Regions from separate parts of the Homo sapiens genome. Here region 2 is linked to region 1. Evidence: read pairs that join two places in POLR2A ChIA-PET (ENCODE). Cell type or tissue: GM12878. All regions are shown on one strand. Links, peaks and the distances in the headings refer to the core of each region. The heading gives the core; the rest is flanking DNA.

Region 1 (5,392 bases), core at 205-5,204:
TTGCACTCCCTCCATTGTGGAATTAACATTAAAATAGAGATCACAGGACTGACAAAACAATAAGATACCAAATTCCAACCTGACTCCCATATAGCATCACATGACAGATAGTAGACACTGAAAGAAATAAAAATATTTTACCACAAAATATATTTATATGACAGATTTCGAAATGGCCCTGCAAAGCTATCTTTTGTGGGGGAAATTTTGCATCTGCCATTAGTGCAGCTAGGCCTTTTCCAGATCTAGGAAAGATAAACTGTGAGGCTCACACCTTTTAAGGTCCAAAAAGAGACATTTACCATCTATTCTTTCTGAAGCCAGCTACATGGAGGCTTCATATATGTAACAAGAATCTTAGCTTCCACAAACTCCCTTACCTTAACTCAAACATTTTTTTCTACTGACTTCAAGTCTTTAGTTTAACTCTTTCAACCAATTGCCAATCAGAAAAATCTTTGCATCCACGTATGACTTATAAGCCTTCCACTTCATGTCCTGCTTTTTCAGGCTGGAACAATGTATATTTTACATGTATTGATTTATGACTTTGCCTGCAAGTTCTTTCCCTAAGTTTTAGGGAGACAGAAGTTACCCTGGGCACACTTTCTCAGGATCTTCTGAGGCTTTTCCCTGGCCATCGTCACTCATATTGGCTCAGAATAAACCTCTTTAAATATTTTACAGTGTTCAGCTTTTTCATCAGATGCAAACTTGACATACTAAATAAGCTGAAGAAAACTGAGAAAACCGAAGAGGTAGAAAGGTCACTTTCTGATTTTTTCTGCCCTTCTCCCCTGAGAGCTGTCCACAAAAGAATTCTCAGACCTACCTGTTCTGAGAGAAGGTAATAAGCCCCTTATTCCAGAGGGGCCCTGACCAATGCCCAGAGGGAAAAAAATGTCACATGGGGAGGCCACTAAGAATCTGAACAAACCTCACTAAGTCCTCCTCCTAAGTTTATTTCCATTATATCATATTTTTAAATGTTCTAATCATACTTTTAAGGCTCGCATGCCTCATGAAACTTCTACTAAGTAAATTTGCTATACTTTTCTGTTGCTAATCTGTCTTTTGTTAGAAGTTACCAACCACGAACCTTTTGATGAGCAAGGAAAAAATGTCTTACTTCCCCCCCGCCCCCCCCCCCCGTAGCACTAATTATAAACTTTGCAAAGTTTTGATACTATCTATCATCTTATGGTGTGACCCATCTCATTCACAGGGAAGTCCAAACACAGCTCATGTGGTCTATGCAGTCCATTTATACGGGATTTTGCTACAGTTTCTATACTCCTAGATTCTTAGGCTTAGCATCACTAAGAGGGATAGAATGTGTCTGAACTGTATCCGTTCATTATATCAGGGATAGAATGTGTCTGAACTGTATGCATTCATTATATCAGGGATAGAATGTGTCTCTGAACTGTATCAGTTCATTATATCAGGGATATAAGGTGTGTCTGAACTGTATCCGTTCATTATATCAGGGATAGAATGTGTCTATGAACTGTATCCGTTCATTATATCAGGGATAGAATGTGTCTCTGAACTGTATCAGTTCATTACATCAGGGATAGAATGTGTCTGTGAACTGTATCAGTTCATTATATCAGGGACAGAATGTGTGTCTGAACTGTATCAATACACATAACCTACTTCTGAGACACAGTAAGGACAGGGCTTGGCCCCCACTCCTACTATCACATTTTTTTCCCGTACCTGCCAACTTCCAGACCTTGCACCACCACCTCCACTGGCACGATACCCACTGGATGGATAACTTGAAGAAACTAAGTTAAGCAGCATTCCACCATAAATCTTATTCAAGGGAGTTAACCTTATCACTCACGTGTGCCTAAGACCAGAAGAATGACTGATCTTTACCCCTTGCTTCATTATAATACTAAAATCTCCACCCAGGGAAGGGCTTACCTACCATTTTTTGATCATGCAATGTATGTGTTCACATAATTTCTCACTGTGCCTGCATATCCTGTGCTCCACTCCACATGTATAAAGAGCCTCCCATACCTCATGATTATCCACGTCACTCATCTTAAAACACAGCAAAGACCTAGCCATGGGGAACCAGCCAGAGAACTGTCATTCCAGTGCTGTCTCCCTTGTGTTCGAGCATAAGCCCTTAATAAAGCCTTGTCTGGAAAACTTGCTTGGTCTCATGTCCATTTCTATTGCACAGGAGCCCAAGAACCTGTGGTTAGTAATACTTTCACATTTTGGCCTGAATGAATCAGGTACTGTCATTTAGCTGATAGGTGACTAGTTTCCTTTATTATTTTCATAGTTTTACATCTTATGTGTCAATATGGTTTGGCTCTGTGTCCCCACCTAAATCTCATGTTGAATTGTAATTCCCAGTGTTCAGGGAGGTAGCTGGTAGGAGGTGATTGGATCCTGGGGTGGATTTCCCCCTTGCTGTGCTCATGATTCTGAGTGAGTTCTCCTGAGATCTAGTTGCTTGAAAGTGTGAAGCACTTCCCCTTTCACTCTCTCTCTCCTGCTCAGCCTTGTAAATATTGTACCTGCTTCCCCTCCACCTTCCCCCATGATTGTGTGTTTCCCGGGGCCTCCCCAGCCAGCTTTCTGTGAAGCCTAAGCAACTGTGAGTCAATTAAACCTCTTTTCTCCATAAATTACCCAGTCCCAGGTATGTCTTTATGGCAGCACGAGGACGGACTAATACAGTATCTATCTCTAAACAACAGAGTTTACTCTTGTCTATTTTTGAACTTTAAAAATGAAGTTACTTTGAATATTTTTTTGACTTTTTTGCTAAATATAATTTTTGTGATATTCAGCTCATTATCGTGTATGGTTTGCTCATTTTCCTTAGCATATGCAAAGTCATTGAATATCTTAATTGATATATTTATTCTATAGTTATTTGGTATGTATGTTATTTTCAGCTTCAGGCTATTATGAATGCTTTTGCTATTGACATTTATGTCCTTATGTTTTCATATATAAATGCAAAAAATATAGTGCATATACCTATGGGTAGAATTGATGGGTATGTATTTTTCTGACTTATAATGAGGTTGAGTAAGTTTTCTTTGATTTATTAGCCATTTAGAGTTTCCCTTTTGTAAAGTACCTATTCAAGTATTTTTCCCATTTGCTATCAAATTTTGGCCTTTTGTTATAGACACATAAGAATTTTTTTATACATGTGCTGGATATTTTGTTTTCAGTTTTGTTACACATCTGCTAGTTTGTGACCTATCCAAGTGTTCAAATTTTATTTGTAAATTGAATTACCAATATTTTACTTTATATTAGCCTTTTTTGTCTTAAGTAATCTGTTCATAACCTGAAGTCAAGAAAATATTATCCTATCTTCTAAAAGCTCATAGTTTTTTTTTTTTCTTTCTTCACCTTTTAGTTTTTAACCCGCCTAAAACATATCTGTGGTATGTGACTTTAGGCAAATTTTCCATTCCCCATATGAACAAACAATTTTCCCAATACAACTTGATAAATTTATTTTTCCCAGATCTGCAGTGACATCTCTGTCTCCTTTATAGTCACATTCCATAAAAGCTTTGCCTGCTCTTGGTCTCCCTAATTCCTCCACTGTCCTCTCTATTCAGGATATTTACCTCTCATTTCAATGATCTTTATGTGGATAAATCAAATCTTTCAGGGCAATCAGCACAGTTTTTGTTTGTCTGTTTTTTTCCTTGTTTTGATATAACTGTCTGTTCCCTCGATTGAAGATGTGTATTTTGTTTTGTTGCATTTTCATCTGTCTTCAAGTACACCATACTGATGGCTTTTCCTAACTCATTGTTTTGTTTTTCCTTTTAATTTTTTTTCTCCTTGTGTCATTTCTCCAGGCTCACTTCTTAATACTGGAGGGCTCCTAGCTCAGTTATGGGTCCTCTTCTTTTTTTTCCTGTACCTTTTCTCTGTTAAGCTCATTGGGGTTCTTAGCTATAAACATGTATCTATATAATAATATCTATGTATTAATGACTGCAGTTCAAAGCAAACTTGGCATTCACCAAACTGATCTGTGCCTCTGTCTTCCCACCCTAAACTTCCTGCAACTGCGTCTTTCCTTAGGCCCAGTGGTAGGAGGTCCACAATTTCAGTTGCTCAATCCAAGCCCTTAGAGTTGCCCCTGGTGCTTCTCTTTCCCTTGAATCAGATATCCAACTAGTAAAGGAATCCTGTTGGCTCTACCTTCAGAAGACATCTAGGTTCCAACCATTTCTACAATATGTTCCTGCTTTACCTAAATCCTCTAAGGGTTATTTCTAAAGCAACAGTTGAAGAAACGTCAGATCATGCCACTTTGGTGATTAAAACCCCACTGTCGCTCACTGTTTATTGGGAGTAAAATCTAAAATTCTTACAGGAAGCTCTACAGGGCCCTTTTACATGCTCCTCTGCCCCATTACCTCTTAGATGTCTGCTTGTGCCACTGTTTCCCTCACTGCTCCAGCCATCCTGGCCTTCTTGTCATTCTTTGAATAAGCCATGTACACTCTCACCTCAGGCCTGTCCCACCAGTTTTTTTTTTTTTTTCTCCACTTGGGATCCCTCCCACCCCAACACTCTCTTCAGGGCTAAATTCTTTATGTCCTCAAGACTGCATGAATGTTATCCTTCCAAAGAGATCTGTACTATCGATGACATTGTAAAAAGCAACAAACGTTACCACAGCTTCGGCAATTCTTTCTCTCTCTTAATCTACTTTTTCCCTTTCTCTATACCATTTGACATTGACAGACTATATAGTTAACTTCTTTCTTCTGTTTATTATTTTTCACTGCCTCTGGGCTACATGGGCAGCTTCATGAGGACAGGCACCTATTTTGCAAACAAATATATCCCAAGGGTCTTAATAGTTCAATAGATGGCTGTACATAGTATAAATTCAACAAACATTTGTCAGATGAAATAAGGTTTCATAAAATTTCTGTAGATGCATGGACCTATTTCTGAACTCTTTATTCTTTTTTTTTTTTTTTGGTTTGTCTTGTGATGTGTGAGTTGTATACTGTTTAACGGTTTAACTTGAAAGTAAGTCTGAATTTCTGGCATGACCATTTATCTGCGTTGTTCTTATTTAACATTATCTTGGCTGCTATTCTTGGCTCTTTGATCATCTTTTTAAGAATCAGCTTGCCAAATTGTATTCATATCCTCCGGCTATCTATCTAGCTATCTGTCTATCTTGGGAGAGAGAGAACATTGAATCTATATCTCTGTTTCTAACTGTAGTTCTGGCTCTAAGTATCTATCTTCATTAATCTCTGAATCTATTTCTATTTCTTCAGTATCTCAAACAATCAGTTCCTTTTTAAACTCCCTTTATTATTATGTTAAAGTCTTTCAAGGTAAATAGCCAGTGTGTTGTCAT
Region 2 (5,392 bases), core at 322-5,321, 230 kb after region 1:
TCCCTGCAAGTTTCTGCTGGTCTCTGCTAGTCTTTATCTATCCCTATCTGTCCCCATGGTCCCTGTTAGTTCCTGCAAGTTCCTGTCTTTCCCTACCTATACTCTTTCTCTCTATCCCTGCTAATCTATTTATCCCTCCAGGCCTCTTCAGGTCTATACTTGTCCCTAGATGCCCCTGTTCAGGCACCACTTGTGACAGACTTGTACAATTACTACTTGAGACCATCATTACAGGACTGAATGAAGAAATGAACGTAGAAATAGTAACAAAAGACAGAAGAAAATGGTTTTAAGGAAAGGCTCGCTTAGGGGAAGAAGAGAGATCCCAGCTGCTAGTCAGTAAAGGCAGCCGCCCGAGCTTCTCAGCCCTCCGTATTTATTGGGTAGAAAGAGCAGGGAGGAGGATGTCACAATTGGTCAGCTACTTGATTGATTACAGGTTCACATCATTGCTATCAGACTTTCAGACGTACCTAATAACAAGAAACACTTGTGCCTGGGGCGTGACCGCCCTCAGCATAACCTCTGTGTGGCAAACGCAGTTTGTCAGTTTGCCAACATTCTGCATTTATGAGAAGCAGTTTTGCTGCTTACTCACCCAGCCTCCAGTGGGGTACTCAGTTGATCACGACCCTCACTCTTTCGGCCTCCAACAGGGTACCTCAAATGAGTAGAATCATACAATATTTGCCTTTATACTTACTTCACTTCATTTTCAGGGTTCATCCATGTGGCAGAAAATATCAGAGTTTCATTCCTTTTGAAGGCAGAATAGTATCACATTGTTTGTATATATCACATTTTGCTCATTTATTTGTCTATTGATGGACACAACCTTTTGGCTATCGTAAATAATGGAGCTATGAACTCTGTTGTACAATTTTCTGAGTTCGTGATTTTAATTCTTTTGAATTTCAAAAATAATTTTGAAATTCTTTTGAATGGTATCTTCTATAAGTTGAGACATACACATTTGTTGTGTAAGTCACTGAGATTTTGGGGTGTTGTAGGTAAGTCCTATGAAGGACTCAGTGTGAGCAGACTGGTGCACTGTTCTCCCTTTTCATGGATGCATAGGAATATGGTTGGGGCTAGAATGACAAAACACTGGCTATTTACCTTGAAATACTTTAACATAATAATAAAGGGAGTTTAAAAAGGAACTGATTGTTTGAGATACTGAAGAAATAGAAATAGATTCAGAGATTAATGAAGATAGATACTTAGAGCCAGAACTACAGTTAGAGATATAGATTCAATGTTCTCTCTCTCCCAAGATAGACAGATAGCTAGATAGATAGCCGGAGGATATGAATACAATCTGGCAAGCTGATTCTTAAAATGATGATCAAAGAGCCAAGAATAGCAGCCAAGATAATGTTAAATAAGAACAATGCAGATAAATTGTCATACCAGAAATTCAGATTTACTTTCAAAGTTAAACTGTTAAACAGTATACAACTCACACATCACAAGACAAATAAACCAAAAAAAAAAAAAAAAAGAATAAAGAGTTCAGAAATAGGTCCATGTATCTACAGAAATTTTATGAAACCTTATTTCATCTGACAAATGTTTGTCGAATTTATACTATGTACAGCCATCTGTTGAACTATTAAGACCCTTGGGATATATTTGTTTGCAAAATAGGTGCCTGTCCTCATGAAGCTGCCCATGTAGCCCAGAGGCAGTGAACAATAACAAACAGAAGAAAGAAGTTAACTATATAGTCTGTCAATGTCAAATGGTATAGAGAAAGGGAAAAAGTAGATTAAGAGAGAGAAAGAATTGCTGAAGCTGTGGTAATGTTTGTTGCTTTTTACAATGTCATCGATAGTACAGATCTCTTTGGAAGGATAACATTCATGCAGTCTTGAGGACATAAAGAATTTAGCCCTGAAGAGAGTGTTGGGGTGGGAGGGATCCCAAGTGGAGAAAAAAAAACAAAACAAAACTGGTAGGACAGGCCTGAGGTGAGAGTGTACATGGCTTATTCAAAGAATGACAAGAAGGCCAGGATGGCTAGAGCAGTGAGGGAAACAGTGGCACAAGCAGACATCTAAGAGGCAATGGGGCAGAGGAGCATGTAAAAGGGCCCTGTAGAGCTTCCTGTAAGAATTTTAGATTTTACTCCCAATAAACGGTGAGCTGCAGTGGGGTTTTAATCACCAAAGTGGCATGATCTGACGTTTCTTCAACTGCTGCTTTAGAAATAACCCTTAGAGGATTTAGGTAAAGCAGGAACATATTGTAGAAATGGTTGGAACCTAGGTGTCTTCTGAAGGTAGAGCCAACAGGATTCCTTTACTAGTTGGATGTCAGTTTCAAGGGAAAGAGAAGCACCAGGGGCAACTCTAAGGGCTTGGATTGAGCAACTGAAATTATGGACCTCCTACCAGTGGGCCTAAGGAAAGACGCAGTTGCAGGAAGTTTAGGGTGGGAAGACAGAGGCACAGATCAGTTTGGTGAATGCCAAGTTTGCTTTGAACTGCAGTCATTAATACATAGATATTATTATATAGATACATGTTTATAGCTAAGAACCCCAATGAGCTTAACAGAGAAAAGGTACAGGAAAAAAAAGAAGAGGACCCATAACTGAGCTAGGAGCCCTCCAGTATTAAGAAGTGGGCCTGGAGAAATGACACAAGGAGAAAAAAAATTAAAAGGAAAAACAAAACAATGAGTTAGGAAAAGCCATCAGTATGGTGTACTTGAAGACAGATGAAAATGCAACAAAACAAAACAAAACACACATCTTCAATCGAGGGAATAGACAGTTATATCAAAACAAGGAAAAAAACAGACAAACAAAAACTGTGCTGATGGCCCTGAAAGATTTGATTTATCCACATAAAGATCATTGAAATGAGAGGTAAATATCCTGAATAGAGAGGACAGTGGAGGAATTAGGGAGACCAAGAGCAGGCAAAGCTTTTGTGGAATGTGACTATAAAGGAGACAGAGATGTCACTGCAGATCTGGGAAAAATAAATTTATCAAGTTGTATTGGGAAAATTGTTTGTTCATATGGGGAATGGAAAATTTGCCTAAAGTCACATACCACAGATATGTTTTAGGCGGGTTAAAAACTAAAAGGTGAAGAAACAAACAAAAAAAAAAACTATGAGCTTTTAGAAGATAAGATAGGATAATATTTTCTTGACTTCAGCTTGTGAACAGATTAGTTAAGACACAAAAAGAACTAATATAAAGTAAAATGTTGGTAATTCAATTTACAAATAAATAAAATTTAAACACTTGGATAGGTCACAAACTAGCAGATGTGTAACAAAACTGAAAACAAAATATCCAGCACATGTATAAAAAAATTCTTATGTGTCTATAACAAAAGGCCAAAATTTGATAGCAAATGGGAAAAATACTTGAATAGGTACTTTACAAAAGAGAAACTCTAAATGGCTGATAAATCAAAGAAAAGTTACTCAACCTCATTATAAGTCAGAAAAATATATACCCATCAATTCTACCCATAGGTATATGCACTATGTTTTTTGCATTTATATATGAAAACATAAGGACATAAATGTCAATAGCAAAAACATTCATAATAGCCCCAAGCTGAAAATAACATACATACCAAATAACTATAGAATAAATATATCAATTAAGATATTCAATGACATTGCATATGCTAAGGAAAATGAGCAAACTATACAAGATAATGAGCTGAATATCACAAAAATTATATTTAGCAAAAAAGTCAAAATAATATATTCAAAGTAACTTCATTTTTAAAGTTCAAAATTAGGCAAGAGTAAACTCTGTTGTTTACAGATAGATACCGTATTAGTCCGTCCTCATGCTGCCATAAAGACATACCTGGGACTGGGTAATTTATGGAGAAAAGAGGTTTAATTGACTCACAGTTGCTTAGGCTTTACAGAAAGCATGGCTGGGGAGGCCCCGGGAAACACACAATCATGGGGGAAGGTGGAGGGGAAGCAGGTACAATCTTTACAAGGCTGAGCAGGAGAGAGAGAGTGAAAGGGGAAGTGCTTCACACTTTCAAGCAACTAGATCTCAGGAGAACTCACTCAGAATCATGAGTACAGCAAGGGGGAAATCCACCCCAGGATCCAATCACCTCCTACCAGCTACCTCCCTGAACACTGGGAATTACAATTCAACATGAGATTTAGGTGGGGACACAGAGCCAAACCATATTGATACATAAGATGTAAAACTATGAAAATAATAAAGGAAACTAGTCACCTATCAGCTAAACAGACAGTACCTGATTCATTCAGGCCAAAATGTGAAAGTATTACTAACCACAGGTTCTTGGGCTCCTGTGCAATAGAAATGGACATGAGACCAAGCAAGTTTTCCAGACAAGGCTTTATTAAGGGCTTGTGCTCGAACACAAGGGAGACAGCACTGGAATGACAGTTCTCTGGCTGGTTCCCCATGGCTAGGCCTTTGCTGTGTTTTAAGATGAGTGACATGGATAATCATGAGGTATGGGAGGCTCTTTATACATGTGGAGTGGAGCACAGGATATGCAGGCACAGTGAGAAATTATGTGAACACATACATTGCATGATCAAAAAATGGTGGGTAAGCCCTTCCCTGGGTGGAGATTTTAGTATTATAATGAAGCAAGGGGTAAAGATCAGTCATTCTTCTGGTCTTATGCACATGTGAGTGATAAGGTTAACTCCCTTGAATAAGATTTATGGTGGAATGCTGCTTATCTTAGTTTCTTCAAGTTATCCATGCAGTGGGTATCGTGCCAGTGGAGGTGGTGGTGCAAGGTCTGGAAGTTGGCAGGTACGGGAAAAAAAATGTGATAGTAGGAGTGGGGGCCAAGCCCTGTCCTTACTGTGTTTCAGAAGTAGGTTATGTGTATTGATACAGTTCAGACACACATTGTATCCCTGATATAATGAACTGATACAGTTCAGACACACCTCATATCCCTGATATAATGAACTGATACAGTTCACAGACACACATTGTATCCCTGATATAATGAACTGATACAGTTCAGACACAACTCATATCCCTGATATAATAAACGGATACAGTTCACAGACACACATTGAATCCCTGATATAATGAACTGATACAGTTCAGAGACACATTCTATCCCTGATATAATGAATGCATACAGTTCAGACACACCTCATATCCGTGATATAATGAACGGATACAGTTCCGACACACATTCTATCCCTGATATAATGAACTGATACAGTTCAGAGACACATTCTATCCCTGTTATAATGAATGCATACAGTTCAGACACACATTCTATCCCTGATATAATGAATGCATACAGTTCAGACACACATTCTGTCCCTGATATAATGAACGGATACAGTTCAGACACACATTCTATCCCTCTTAGTGATGCTAAGCCTAAGAA

What was found. ChIA-PET counts read pairs that join two places held together with the same protein. Peaks named below come from ENCODE experiments on the same cell type or tissue, not always from the same donor. Only the 100,000 strongest peaks of a DNase experiment are listed, where the experiment ranks them.
Region 2: POLR2A ChIA-PET joins it to region 1 with 6 read pairs; 1 of 35 experiments calls an interaction of 5 or more read pairs at or near these places.

The regions. Positions count from the first base shown.
Region 1 is chr1:248,660,794-248,666,185 of GRCh38, reverse strand. No RefSeq gene overlaps it. Among named protein-coding and RNA genes, the nearest start is that of OR2T27, 8.0 kb to the right of the region's middle. In GM12878, for the core only: no CTCF peak of the experiment used is centred there; a DNase peak (open chromatin) is centred at 2,552.
Region 2 is chr1:248,426,938-248,432,329 of GRCh38, reverse strand. No RefSeq gene overlaps it. Among named protein-coding and RNA genes, the nearest start is that of OR2T2, 16 kb to the left of the region's middle. In GM12878, for the core only: no CTCF peak of the experiment used is centred there; no DNase peak of the experiment used is centred there; H3K27ac peaks cover 1,002 bases.